2 separate regions of the Homo sapiens genome follow, and region 1 is linked to region 2. Evidence: chromatin contacts called from ENCODE Hi-C data. All regions are on one chromosome and are shown on one strand. Each heading gives the region's core, a stretch centred on a gene start or an enhancer-like site at or near the end of the contact. The rest is flanking DNA. Distances are from core to core; before and after follow the strand shown.

Region 1 (4,503 bases), core at 734-3,233, 3.0 Mb after region 2:
TTAAACTACCAACGGGATCAACACCTTAGCAGTGTTTCTTATTCTGGCAAAACGAGTTGCTCCTTGTGAATATGACCTTGGGCAATACAGGCTAACTTCGGGGCATCTGCTTTGGTCACAGTAACCAGGTAACATTCCAAATCTGGCTAAATCATCTGTGCAATTGTATAAGAAGTTGTTAATCAAGTCTCGATGGGCCAAGTCCAATGTCTCTGTTTTAATCAGTAATTTCATGTTTTATCTTGTAAAGTACCTCAATTTATCACCTTTGGGAAGCCCTCCAATGGGCTACAATATTGCAGAAATAATAAAACAACAACAACAACAACAACAGTAAGCTACCATTTATTTAGCCAGGCACTACGCTAAAATTTAACAGCTTAGGAAACTGAGGCTCAGAGAAGTATTTTTTTTTTTTTTTTTGAGACAGAGTCTCGCTCTGTCGCCCAGGCTGGAGTGCAGTGGCACGATCTCGGCTCACTGCAAGCTCCGCCTCCCGGGTTCAAGCAATTCTCCCGCCTCAGCCTCCCGAGTAGCTGGGATTACAGGTGTCCGCCACCACGCCCATCTAATTTTTGTATTTTTAGTAAAGACGGGGTTTCACCATGTTGGTCAGGCTGGTTTCGAACTCCTGACCTCGTGATCCACCCGCCTCGGCCTCCCAAAGTGCTGGGAATACAGGCGCGAGCCACCGCGCCCGGCCGCTCAGAGAAGTATTTCTAAGATTAACACCATCTCCTAACTATTAAATATCTTCATCAGAATGATCATAACCCTTGAAATAGCAACAGCCAGCTTGATGGAGCATTCGGCGCCTGTCAAATATCTTACTAGTATCTCCAAGAGTTCGTTTTCTAATTTGAATTTTCAATTTTGTGTCACTCCCCTTTAACTTCTTCGAAGCTACCAAACAGGTTACTGAATCATCTGCGTTTTGTACTTACCTTTTTCCCCCACTTTCGAATATTAAAAATGTTCCCGTCAGACCGCCTTTTGGTCACCGCATAGGGGCAGTCCCCACCGTGTCCGGCCAGCCTTCCACACGTACAGCTGTCGGATACTCTGCGGTCCAGCGTTTACACACTGCCCATCCCAGTTAAACACCACTAAACAAGTACCAGTCGATGCCAGCGCCAAACACCGCGTCTCCGCCTCGCCCTGCGGGCCGGAGGATATTCAGGAGAGTGGGAAAACGGCCGGTCCCAAGGTTAGGCTTAGGCGGCAACAGAAAGCAAACTGAACGCACACCTCTTTAGAACACTGACAACGCTGGCCCGGTGTTTTTAATGCACGAACCCGGCCACCTCGAGTGAATCCCGCAGATGCCTAGAGAAGAGCCCGGTCCAGTCCCGGCCCCGCGGGCCCGGAGCAGGGAGCCGCACGAAGCCCGCAGCCGCGAAAACAACTTCGCTGAGCCCGGCCTGGAGCGGGGGCCGGGCGGCGACTCCGCCCTCAGCGGGGAGCGGGGAGCGGGGAGCGATGCCCGGGGCGGCCGCGACGTCAGCGTCCCCGCCCCTGCCGCCCCTACTCCCGGCCAGGCCTCGGGGACCCCCGCCCCACAAAGGGGCGCGAACCCCAAGTAGGAGACGAGGAAGGGTAGGTGCCAGCCGCCGCCGCCCTTCGCAACCCGGGCCGTCAGCCCCGCCCCCACCGCCGCAGCGACTCCCGCCCCCGCGCCCGCCGAGACCAAGGCGCTACCGCTCACACTGCCCCTCCCCCCGCGGCCGAGCCGGCGCGGGCCCCCGCACCTCCCCCGCTCGCGCGGCCTCGAGTCCAGAAGACCCGCCTCCACACACCGGGGCCGCCGCCGCGGAGCCTCATGGGGGTTGGAGTCCCCAAGGTTTCCTTTGTGCGCAGTATTGGCGGGGCCTTGGACTACCACTCCCACAAGGCACCGCGCCCGCCTCCCGCGCCACGCCCCCTCGCCGCTGGCTTCCAGTCGCCACCCAGACTACATTTCCCGACAGGCCTCCCGGCTCTCCCGCCCTCCCTCCCGAGACACGAGCCGAACTGGGCGTCAGGTCGGGGAGCCGGTCGGGTTCCCGCTCACCGCCGCCGCCGCCGCCCCCTGCAGCCACTCTCCCGCCTCTACCGCCGCGGGAGCTGCATCGTCCACTCCGGTCGGCGGTGGAACCGCCAGTCCGGGGTCACAGAGCTTGAGAAGCGACGCGCTGAGCCCCCCATCACCTCCAGCCCGGGCGACCCCTCCCGGGTCCGCCCTCGCCCTGCGCAGCCGCCCGAGCCCCCAGCCCCGGGCGGCCCCGCTCCAGCATCCCAGCTCCTGCACTCTCGCAGCCGCCGCCGCCCCCCGCCCGGAACATGGACTCTGACTCTTGCGCCGCCGCCTTCCACCCGGAGGTGAGTGAAGCTGTGCGTCCGAATCGCCCCCGACCACCCCCTCCGCGATCCTGCCGTCCTCAGGCAGCCAGACCCCCGGTCGCCCGGAGCGCCGCCCTCCCCTTCCCCCGCTTTCCCCTCGTCGGCCCCCCCGGGAGCCCAACCCCCGCCCCCTGCTCGGGCCCGCGCTCGGTCCTCTCCGCCGGGCCTCGCCTCCGCGTCCCCTCCGCGGACCTCCGCGTCCTCCCCGCGCCCTTTCCCCAGGGCCGTTGCGCCTATTTCTCTCCCCCGGGCCGCCCCTCTCCGGCCTCGCGTCGACCTGGGACCTGTCGGCGCCCCCAGCCCCTCCCCGCCGGCCTGCTTACTCTTTCCCCGCCCCCGGGGACGCGGTCCGAGCCGCCGCCCGCCCCTGGCTCCGGTTGCTCTCGAGGAGTTTTAGGCCCCCCTCGGACCGGGGTCGGCTCCCGAGGCCCCCGGCTGCTCCCCCGATCCCCCGGGCCCGGTGGCCCGCGCCCCGCCCCCTGACTCCGCGCGGGGCCCAGTCGGCCCCCGCCCCCTACGGCTCTCGGGGGCCGCGTCCTCCGGGGGCCCCACCCGCTCTGGGGACCCGAGTCCTGCCCCCACCCACCGCCCCCCGGCGCGCTGGCCTCTCTCTTCGGGCCCCCGCCCCCCGCCCGCGGGCTTTGCTGGCTCCGCCCCGGCTCACTCCCCCTCCTTCCGGGGATCGGCCCTCGGGGCTCCCGGCCTCCCCCCCGCGCGGTCCCCTCCCCCCAGCCGAGGCTCGTTGGGGTCGGGGGTGCGGGTCCGGCGACCGCGGGCGGGTGGGGGAGGGGAGGCGGCGCCGGAGCCCGCCGGTCTCGCTGCCGCCCCCGGGGGTTCGCAGGGCCTCCCCAGGCCTGGGACCCCGGAATCCTGCCTGGCGCACCCCCCTCACACATACTCGCGGGATGGGCCCCGCACCTTCGGGGGCCGAGTGTCGCGGGGGGCGGCTGCCGCGGGAGGGCGGGTGGGGGCCGCTCCGCCATCTGCTTTCCGAGGAGGCGGCCGGGGGGGCGGGCGGCGTGGGCCGTGTGGGGGCGGCGTGGAACCCCCAGTCCCCGCGCCGGTGCCTCCCGCGCGCCCCCGGCCCGAGGCCGTCGCCGCCCTCCACTTGGCATTCGGGTTTTTGACCCACTTCTGCTGGTTCCCCGCCGAAAGAAAAGTTCTTCGCGGGAGTTGGAGGCCCGGGTGGCGGCCCGCGGTTCCCGTGGCTGGGCAGGCTCGCCAGTGCGGGGAGCGCGGTCAACGCGGGCCTTCGCCTCCGCTCCGTGGGCGGCCCTGGGGTCCAAGGGGGTGGGAGAGGAGAAGGTTTGCTTGAACCAGGTTGAGAAAATAATTTTCTAAGGGCACCGACTTTCTCGAAAGAAAACCCGCGGGCCGCACGCCTGCTCCTCGCGGCGGGAGGGGCGGCCCGAGACCCCTGCCCCCCATTTCCCCACCGGCTCTCCCCCAGCAGAGTGGCGGCCGGGTAACAGCACCTCGGGAAGGATGGGGGTGGGTCGGACAAGGCACTGAAAGGAACCTCAGGGAACGTGCCGGGCGAATAAACAGCAATACGGCACACTTGTTTTGCTTAGGAGCAAATAAGAGCTCCATCTCTCCGTGCTTCTCTCAGGAGAAAATATCTTTTTGTGATGGGTGTTTCTAGATGGAATGGGGCTGGGACCCGCGAGCAAAAACCTCCACTATTCCGTTTAAATGTAAGACTAAGCTTCGCAGTAAGGTTCTTGGTTTATTGTGAGTTGAGATAGTTGGGTGCCTGGCATCCCGACTGGCTGGGACAGTGGAGGGGACCCTCTGAGCACGAGAGAGGGGTCCTCAGGTGGCGCTAGCTTGGCAGGGTCAGCCAGGAGTGAACTCCAGGGTCCAGGTCTCCGAGAGCTCTGGAGAATGAGTGGTTGATTTTTTTTTTTTTTTTTTTTTGAGTTGGAATCTTAGCTCTGTCTACCGGGCTGGAGTGCAGTGGCGCGATCTTGGCTCACTGTAACCTCCGCCTCCGGGTTCACGCGATTCTCCTGCCTCAGCCTCCTGAGTAGTTGGGACTACAGGTGCACGCCACCACGCCCGGCTAATTTTTGTATTTTTAGTAGAGACGGGGTTTCACCATGTTGGTCAGGCTGGTCTCGA
Region 2 (4,645 bases), core at 947-3,446:
TTGTGATGCATTGTGACAGAAGCCCCAGGAAACTCATCCATACTGAGTGAAATTTGTTTATTGTCTAAAATACAGTCCCTCCATCATCTATCCCTCCTATCATTTCTGGAATTTATAGACATCCAAGTCACTCCCCATATCCACAGAAGGCTCAGGCACCTGGTTCAGAATCCTCATTGTCCTGCCAGCTCCCACCAGCAGTCTGCAGCCTCGGCCCCAGCCAGTGTCACTTCATCCCATTCCCTGGACATCTGGTTCCAGGACCACAGCTCCATCCTTGGCGTGGTCCAGAACTTGCTCCTACCTCTCTCCCCCATTCTCCCTCTTTCTCCCCCCCATTCTCTCTCCCTCTCTTTCTCATTCTCCCTTCTCCTCCCTCTTTCTCCCTCCCTCTCTCTGGAATCTCTGGTTCCAGTTGCCCATCACTGACTACAGCTTGCAGCTGTCCAGGTATTTCTCATCTACATCCACTCAGCTCCCTCCCGGCCTCTGTTCTTCCTCCCTCAGGGGTATTCTCCCACTCACCAGCACCTGTTGGATCCGCGGCCATTTCTAACCGGACTGGATACTTGGACCTCAAGGTCCCCGCTGGTAAGATAGCTGGGAGACACTCGTCTGTAGGTCCCTCTGGCAGGTCTTGCTGGGCGTGCCAAGAACACATTGCCCTGACCACTCTTTTCTGGGCCATTTCTCACGCCTGTGCTTGCAGTGGGCACCCTTGCCGGGGAGACAGCCTCCCTGTGGGACAAAGACCACATTGGTCCACAGGATCCAGGGTCCTGTTTTGTAGTGCACCCGCTGTGGTGCAACATGCGTCTGGGCACACCAGCGTCGCCCGTTTCCTGTTGTAGTCTTTCCTCTCTGACTCCAGGGGTATTGGGTCTTTCTGCCAGCGCCCATGCAACTTTGGCAGCCTGGCCTGTCTGCTGGCAAGTGGGGCAGAATCCCTGCACTCCACCATTCTTGGGCAACACTCCCTCTAGGATTTTGGCCTCCCTTTTCTCTCTGGTCTTTGACCACCGCTACCCAGCAAACTCCTCCATCTAGACCAGCCAGCATTGGTTTCTTCCACTCCCCCAGCTGCCGCGTGGGAGGCGCCACTGCAAACTTCCCTGGGGTCTCCCAGCTGCTCAGAGATCCCCATGCCCTTCCCTGATCAGCTCCCTGCCCGGTTCTCATCCCGGCGATTCTAAACCGTCCATCTTTACAAATACTCCGCTCCATCCCCACTCCCTGACTGAAGTAAACAGATGTATCCTGAACTCCTCATTCTCCCCCCATCTCACTCTCCTCGCCTGTGTGCACCTCGCCTCGTGTGTCTTCCTCACCTCCGAGCAGAGGGATCTGTCCTCCTGCCCGAAGGTAACCCTGACCCCTGGACTCTGCGCCTCCTTCCCGCAGCCTCCACCAGATTGCGGGTCCGTTCACCGCCCCCCTCCACACGCGCTGGGGGCACCTCCGGGAGCTGGGGCTAGCGCAGGGCACACACATGTTCCACCTCGAACTGCGAGCGCTGACCGGGATCTCTGGGCAGCCCTCTCTGTGTGCACTGGCTTGCTGAAGGCTCGCGACAGCCTGGGCCCGGGCGCGCATTCCAGCACTTTCTACCCTCCGGCTTCAGAGTGCATTGCTCTGTGGATCCGTCACGAATAAGCCGTGTGTGAAGAACGCCAGGTCCCGGCAGAAGATCGCTGCCCGGCGTGCGAACTCCCCCACGGTGCACCAGGGCCGCCGCCCTGCATCCTCCAACCTCAGCTCCCCGGCACCGCGACCCTCCGTGCAGTGCGAGCCCCCGATGGGCGCGCGCCCCCACCTGCGCTCCAGAAGGCCGAAGGGGGCATCCCACTTGCAGGGCGGGTCACCCGCTTTCCCCGCGGGCCAAGGGGCTCCAAGATTCCCAGCCCCTCCTTCCCAGCCGCTCCGCGACACCCTGGCAACCGGCTTCGGCCCCGCCCCTTCTCGTTGTGTAAACAGGAAGTGAGCCTGCGCGTGACGGTCGCTTCCGGCCCGGCGAGGGGCGGGAGCGATTGTGAACGGCGGCGGGGCAGAGCCAATCGCGGAAAACGGCAGGAGGAGAGCCAATCCCGAGGGTCGGCGGACGCGGGAAGGGGCGGAGCCAGAGGCGGGGCCGGCAAGGCGGAGCCAATCGCGGCGGTCCGCGGGGCGGGGCCGGGGGCGCGGCCGGGTGGTGGCGGTGGCTGCGGCGACGGCGGTCGCGTCGGCGTCAGGGTCGGGGTCGGTAAGGGGTGCGGCAATGCTGCAACTGCGGGACTCGGTGGACTCGGCCGGTACGAGCCCCACGGCGGTGCTGGCGGCCGGCGAGGAGGTGGGGGCAGGCGGCGGCCCGGGCGGGGGGCGGCCGGGGGCGGGGACGCCGCTGCGCCAGACACTCTGGCCTCTCAGCATCCACGACCCCACGCGCCGCGCCCGCGTCAAGGAGTACTTCGTGTTCCGGGTGAGGCAGGGGCCAGGGCCGGGGCGGGGGCCGAGGGCGCGGGGCGGGATGGGGGCGGGTGGGGTCGGAGGCGGGCGCCGGGCGGTCCCGCAGGGAGCGAGCTGTGACCTGTGATCTTTGCCCCCGTCCCCCACCCCGCAACCCGCCCAGCCCGGCAGCATCGAGCAGGCAGTGGAGGAGATCCGCGTGGTGGTGCGGCCCGTGGAGGACGGCGAGATCCAGGGAGTGTGGCTGCTTACCGAGTAAGCCGGGGCTGCGCTCTCCTTGGTGGGGGGACTCGCCCCGAGCCGCCGCGCAGCACCTTGCGAGGACTTCCCGGGGTGCTCGTGCCACGCTCAGGCGCCCCGTGCCGCCCCTGCTGCCCTTCCAGGCGGGCTGGCCTTGGCTAAGTCGAGACAGCCGCGTCCAGTGTGGACTGAGGCCCCTCCTCTGCCTACAGGGTGGATCACTGGAACAATGAGAAGGAGCGGCTGGTGCTGGTCACGGAGCAGTCCCTGCTTATCTGTAAATACGACTTCATCAGTCTCCAGTGCCAGCAGGTGGTGCGGATAGCGCTCAACGCAGTAGACACCATTTCCTACGGAGAATTCCAGTTTCCCCCTAAATCGCTCAACAAGTAAGCCTGTTCAGAGTCCAGTATCACTGGACCTAAGCACCAGAGTGGACCTTACAATTCAGCCCTTTTAAATCAGCCCCCCAAGCGGTGTGTCTTCTCTGTCATTAATTATAAGCACAAAGGCTCCAGCTCCAAATATCAATGGGAAGTTCCTTAAAAAGAAGCGACTTCTGGGCAATTGAGTGCATTAAAAGGAATTCTGGCACAGAAGGCAGCTATTAGGCTGGTAGTAAAAAGACTTACATGAGTTCAGGATGCATTGAAGTAGAGCCCAGCGTGTTAAAAAGGAACTTGGATGTTCTTCAGGAAAAGTCCAAACTCTGCATTTTTCTCCAGCCAGGGACAGATTGCATATGACACATCAAGTCTTGCTCTGGCTAATTTTTTAAAGAGAAATGGAGGGTCCCGTTGTAATTTATAGATACCACTAAAAGACAAATTTGGAAATATTTAATGACCAGCTTTCAGGAGTTGATCTTTTTGCTGTAGGATAATTTTCTGACGTGAGGAACCTAAACATTACTACAGTCAGTTAAGCTGTAGAACTTGGGTTTTTGATGGAGAGATTTGGATGGGGGATTCAGGAAGCTAAAATAAAAATTTTACCTTTTGGTTAAAACATTTAATATGACATAAGGAAAAGGAAGATTACACTTCCTTTTCACTCATTTGGCTAGCCTATCTATAATTATTCCCTTTTTTTTTTTTTTTTGAGACGGAGTCCCACTCTGTCACCCAGGCACCAGTGGTGCAGTCTTGGTTCACTGCATCCTCCACCTCCTAGGCTTAAGTGATCCTCTCACCTCAGCCTCCCAAGTAGCTAGGACTACAGGTGCCCGCCACCACACCCAGCTAATTTTTGTATTTTTTGTAGAGATGGGGTTTTGCTAGGTTGCCCAGGCTGTTCTCAAACTCCTGGGCTCAAGAGATCCGCCCATTTTGGCCTCCCAAAGCGCTGGGATTATAGATGTCAGCCACCGTGCCCAGCCAGTATTCCTGTTTATTAATTTTTAATCATGTAAAGATTACCAAAATAATACATTTAATAACCAAAATATACCTAATTTGTCATATTTATACCCACAGTATTTAAAGCAATTGTTAGTGGAGATTGAAGTTACTACTAAAAACCACAGGCCGGCCAGGCACGGTGGCTCACGCCTGTAATCCCAGCACCTTGGGAGGCTGAGGCGGGCGGATCACCTGAGGTCAGGAGTTTGAGACCAGCCTGACCAAAATGGATAAACCCTGTCTCTACTAAAAATACAAAATTAGCTGGGTGTGGTGGTGCATGCCTGTAATCCCAGCTACTCCGGAGGCTGAGTTGGGAGAATCGCTTGAACCCAGGAGGTGGAGGATGCAGCGAGCCAACATCAGGCCACTACACTCAAGCCTGGGCAACAAGAGCAAAACTCCATCTCAAAAAATAAAAATAAATAAAAACAAAAATAAAAACTACAAGCCGTTTTCCATTGTGATATGTCATAGGTCTTTTCTGTAAACGTGTGCTTTTTGCTGTCATATTCTCCTAACTGATGAGACTGTCAGATTGTCCATGAGAGCACTGTGGCCTG

What was found. A loop is a pair of places that touch in the nucleus more often than their neighbours do. Pooled maps may share reads with other maps.
Region 1: a loop to region 2 is called in a pooled map, with 5 times the contacts of the local background. The contact joins the promoter of PHF13 here to the promoter of TPRG1L in region 2. A Hi-C loop is called at or near these places in 4 of 50 pooled maps.

Annotation. Positions count from the first base shown.
Region 1 is chr1:6,611,748-6,616,250 of GRCh38, forward strand. It overlaps PHF13 (PHD finger protein 13), which reads left to right and starts at 1,984. Exons shown (of 4, transcript NM_153812.3): 1 at 1,984-2,358. The coding sequence starts at 2,320. LOC107984913 (a long non-coding RNA gene) reads right to left here and starts at 1,640. Exons shown (of 2, transcript XR_001737882.3): 1 at 945-1,640. RefSeq lists silencers at 1,433-1,482, 1,533-2,312, 2,483-2,572, 2,713-3,172.
Region 2 is chr1:3,622,819-3,627,463 of GRCh38, forward strand. TPRG1L (tumor protein p63 regulated 1 like) reads left to right here and starts at 2,197. Exons shown (of 5, transcript NM_182752.4): 1 at 2,197-2,455; 2 at 2,606-2,697; 3 at 2,895-3,071. The coding sequence starts at 2,255. It also overlaps a transcript of MEGF6 not described here. RefSeq lists enhancers at 1,471-1,590, 2,571-3,233 and a silencer at 2,041-2,270.